Linked DNA regions of Homo sapiens: region 2 is linked to region 1. The links are chromatin loops, found by intact Hi-C in ENCODE. Cell type or tissue: HepG2. All regions are shown on one strand.

Region 1 (2,500 bases):
TTGAGGCTTTCAAAAAAAAAATGTGCTACAAGCTTTGAAGAAAATTCCAAAAGAGGAATTCAAGCAGTGTTCTAAGTTAGGGCTCCATTATTAAAATAATTGTATAATTGCCCAAGGGACAGTAATCATTTCAAGGTATAAGTTCTGATAGAAAAAAGTAGTGATATTGCATAACAGTCATATTTTATTCACATAAAATACTAAGTAATAACAGCAAGCAGCAGGTGAGTGAGAAGGAACAGAAGTCAAGGGGCAGGGGCTGGTTATCACTTTATACTGAGATAGTCAAAGAAGGTTAAATGGAAAAATAAAATCTGTTCTAGATTTTGAAGGGTGTATATATTATTAGCATCCATTATTATCTCAACTTTAAAACTGCATTTTGTTTCATTAGACAGCAATAGTTGGTAATACTAGTGTCTTAGTTATTCAGGCTGCCATAACAAAATACCTCAGACTGGGCAATTTATAAACAACAGATATATATTGCTCACTGTTATGGAGGCTGGAAGTCTAAGATCAAGGTACTAGCAGATTCAGTGTCTGGTAAGGGCTCGTTCTTTGCTTCAAAGATGTAACATTTTTGCTGTGTCCTCACATGGCAGAAGGGGCAAAAAATCTCCCTCATGCCTCCTTTATAAGGGTATAAACCAAAAGTATCTGAGACAAGTCTCAATCAATTTAGAAAGTTTATTTTGCCAAGGTTAAGGATGCACCTGTGACACAGCCTCAGGAGGTCTTGATGACATGTGCCCAAGGTGGTCAGGGTACAGCTTGGTTTTATACATTTTAGGGAGACATGAGACATCAATCAGTACATGTAAGATGTGCACTGCTTTGATTTGGAAAGACAGGACAACTCAAAGTGGGGTGGGAGGAGGCTACCAGGTTATATGTAGATTTAAAGATTTTCTGATTGGTAATTAGTTGAAAGAGTTATTAACATAGAAACGAATGTCTGGATTATAATAAGGGGTTGTGCAGGCCAAGGTTTTATCACGCAGATGAATCATCCAGGCACAAACATTCAGACCATAGCACCTAGTTACCTCTCACTCAGAAAAGTTAAATTCTGAAGAACTAGATAAAAGACAGTGAAGCTTTGCCTAGGAGGGATCTGATAAAGCCAAAGTCAGGGGCCACAGTTCACAGTAGGATGAAGTGGGTGGGCAACCAGAGGGATGACCTTTGTTCTTTCTGCCTCCCTGGCAACATGTGCAGTTCTCCTGCCTGTCAGGACATTTTCCTAAAGAGGTAAAATCTCATCCCCAAAACAACTGCCACCACCAAGACTGCCCATAAATGATATCAATAAGAAACTGAAGCAAGGTCTGTTCTGCTTGTCAGGGAGGCAGAAGAGGACTTCTGGAACCCAGATACAGGATCATTATCTGTTCTGAATATCTATTTGGTTCTGAACCCCTACTTTCCTACCCAAATTTACAGGGTTTTGTTTTGCTTTGTTTATTGTTTCTAGAAAGATGCTATGAGACACTATGGAATAGGACTTTTACTTCTGACTTTTATAACCATACCAGAATAACGGCTACCAAGTGAAAAGATTATCAGGCATTTAAAAGTCTAGAGATGGGTTCACAAAAGAAGATTGGAGATGATTAAAATGACCTTCCTTCACTTAGAAGTGTCACTCAAGTGAAATCTATTTGCTTTTTCTATGCCTCAAACAACACAGGGATGGAGAATGTCAGTAAACCAGTGTGTCACATGTAAGTAAATCTCTCAGTGCAGTAAAGGTCATTTGCAACTCATGTGCCTTGGTATTTGCCTTCCAATACACTAGAAGTAATAACATACTCTTCTAAGGAAATTTAATCATATTAATTAGAATTTAGGCAGATCAAAATTTTTTAATCTAGTATCTGGAAACTGAAAAATATGTAATACAAAAAACAGATAGTTGTGTCACTTTCCATAGATTCCATAGTGAATCTATGTTTGCTAAATTATGGTTAAGAAGTTCTTGAAAAGGAGATCAGAGCTTAGTGTAGAATAGTTTCACCTTGTTAGAATTCAGTCTAGCACTCTGGTATTTTTTTTCTTGGCCCCTTTACCAAATTCTTAATCTGTAGAAAATATGTCAAAAATGAGTCAATAACAATGCTTGCTGCTGAAACAGGAGACTCAACAACAAATACTGCCCAACTGTCATTGTTTAAGCTACAGTTTACTTATGAGCAATTGAATCTCATTATTTCAGCCAAATTATGTTTTACTGTAGTGAGAAGCCAAAAATATAATAATAATTTAAACTGGTTTTTTTTTTCTACACTTCAGACTTTAGTGATATGGAAAAACATTGAGCTCTCAAGAAAACAGAAATGTCTTTTTACCCAAGAGGAATATCCCAGGAATAATAACCAGGAAGTGTTATTGACCTAGAAGATAGGGAAAAAAATTGCAGTTTAGCCAGATCTTTATCATCCATATAGTTACTTAGAGAGGGACTGTTACAGTACAGAAAATAAACAATGGATACTTT
Region 2 (2,500 bases), 160 kb before region 1:
GCAAACGTCACATACACGTCGCACATGGCATGCATATTTACATAGAAACTAACGTCTTACGAACGACTTGTATGTGACATACATGTCACACACATGTCACACACAACACGTATGTCGCGTGTATAACACAACACACGTTCCATACGACGCGTGTCGCCTATGACACATATGACACACATTTGTCATGTATGACCCATATGATCCCTGTATGACACACCACATGCATGCCGCATGTCATATTTCACACCTATGTCACGTGACTCATGTCTTATACATGTCGCATAAGATGCATATTTGACACATGTCACATATTTGGCATATGAAACGACATACATTTCATATGCTGTATGACTAATGCATGTCACACATGGCATATGACAAATATATGCCACATATGACATACATCTATATGTCATTGTGGCTTATTTGTATCATAAGTGATATATATGTGTCGTGTGTGATATATGTCGTATTTTTGTCTTGTCATATATTATTTCACAGATTACCCATATGTCTATATGACACATATATGTCACATATGACACATATGTAAAATATATTTTTTCCTTCTACCCAATGCCAAGTTCAAGACAGGCACGTTTTCTCAGCATCTTCTTTTGTGAATCAGTGGACCTCTTTGGGTTCCTACTTTTATGGAGTGGTTCACTTTTAGTGGTCAAGTTGACACTCCACTTTGAATCAGCATTGTTTCATTTCTTGTTCTTATGCTTTAGGCTTATATTAGACAAAGCTGAAATATTCAATGTTACAATCAGGTTTGAAACTCAGTTACCTCCCTGGTGTCTAATTTTCACTTCATTTGGAGGAAAACAAAGTTTTAAAGTTTTTATGTAATACTTTAGGTCTTGTCTTTTTAATTCAGGAGGGTCACCATGTTATTATTTAGGAAAATGAGATTACATTTGACAATAGACCAATCTAATTTTTTCTTAATGTAGACATCTGGGCTATATGCAAAGTTGCTGTCTTAATTTGTCAATTAGAAAGAAATCCCTTTGAGACAGCCAAGTGACAGAGGGTCCCTGGAGAAATTCTAACCAGCCTCTCCACTGAGGTGAAGCCTCGGGAAGTTCGCCAGGTTTGCAGCATTGAGGAGCCTGGCCCCTCCCCTTCCTGTGTGGAACTTGGGATTCGAACGGCAGGCGGGAAGTGCTCTAGCAGGGGAGTCTGACCTTGTGAGGGAATACCTGTGTCCCCCCTTTTTTCCCCTTTTTACCCAATAAAACCCTGCCTTACTCACCCTTTAAATCATCTGCGAGCCTGAATTTTCATGGCCGTGGGACGGACAAGAACTTTATCTTCAGCTGAACTAAGAAAAAGTCCTGCAACATTTTTGGCGCGCAATGTGGGGGCACCAGAAGCGGTGAGTGAAATGGAGACTCAAAACCTCTCACTGTTGCTTGACCTTTTCCTTCCTTTTTTGGGACCAACTGGTGAGCAGTGTCTCCCCTCCACCCCCAACTCCCTGCCGGAATGGGAGGCACGGCTCAAGGATCCCGGGGCAGCTGGCTGGCATTTTCCGCCATGAACGGCTGGAGCCTTCCCCTTCCCCGCCAAGAGATTCAGCTCCATCAGCCAGTAATCAAACTTTTCTCCCTGGTGGAGAAACCACTTGCATAAGAATAAGAGGTTCTTCCCCAGGATTTTTTTTTTTTTTTTTTTGAGACTGAGTCTCGTTCCGTCGCCCAGGCTGGAGTGCAGTGGCGCGATCTTGGCTCACAGCAAGCTCCGCCTCCCGGGTTCACGCCATTCTCCTGCCTCAGCCTCCCAAGTAGCTGGGACTACAGGCACTCGCCACCACGGCTGGCTAATTTTTTTTCTGTATTTTTAGTAGAGACGGGGTTTCACCGTGTTAGCCGGGATGGTCTTGATCTCCTGACCTCGTGATCCGCCTGCCTCGGCCTCCCTAAGTGCTGGGATTACAGGCGTGGGCCACCGCACCGGGACTTCCCTAGGCATTTTTAAACTGTTTATTTTCTTTCCCTTTCTGTACCCAATCAGCAAGTTAAGTTTTAAAGTTTTTTTTTTCTTTTAGAAGATGTTTTGCTAGGCCAGGCACCCCCCGCCCCCCGCCGCCGCCCCCTCCCGCCCGCAACAACCATCACTGTTTATATTTTCTGCAAAGTTTTGGTTGTGAAATTAAGCCTCCATCTTGCTTTATATCCTGCGGGCCATGGCCGGTAACCACTTGGCAAAGCTTTGTTTGGCAAGCCTGCCATAGGGGATGAGCCCTTTCTGGTTTGACATCTGCATGTTTTCCTAGAGCTGTCTCTTAAAGGGCCCCACCCAGCGACTAGGTTTTCTTCTACCTGTATGTGTACTGTGTGTGATGTGTGTAAGAAGAGCTCTGATTAATTTGGCTTAAAGAAAGACAAGTCCTTTGATCAAGTATTTTGTAAGGGAAGTGAAAAGCTATGGTACCTTTCAGCTCACGTGATTTTAATCTTTAAGAAATAAAAACAGTCCTAAAGACTATTAG

Evidence for each region. Peaks named below come from ENCODE experiments on the same cell type or tissue, not always from the same donor. Only the 100,000 strongest peaks of a DNase experiment are listed, where the experiment ranks them.
Region 2: a loop joins it to region 1, with 2.5 times the contacts of the local background. A loop is called at or near these places in 2 of 110 quality-filtered maps.

Annotation. Positions count from the first base shown.
Region 1 is chr18:39,635,802-39,638,301 of GRCh38, reverse strand. All of the region lies in intron 2 of MIR924HG (MIR924 host gene), which reads left to right. Among named protein-coding and RNA genes, the nearest start is that of MIR924, 15 kb to the right of the region's middle. In HepG2, no CTCF peak of the experiment used is centred here; a DNase peak (open chromatin) is centred at 1,151.
Region 2 is chr18:39,798,953-39,801,452 of GRCh38, reverse strand. No RefSeq gene overlaps it. Among named protein-coding and RNA genes, the nearest start is that of LINC01902, 42 kb to the left of the region's middle. In HepG2, no CTCF peak of the experiment used is centred here; a DNase peak (open chromatin) is centred at 1,132; H3K4me3 peaks cover 2,033 bases.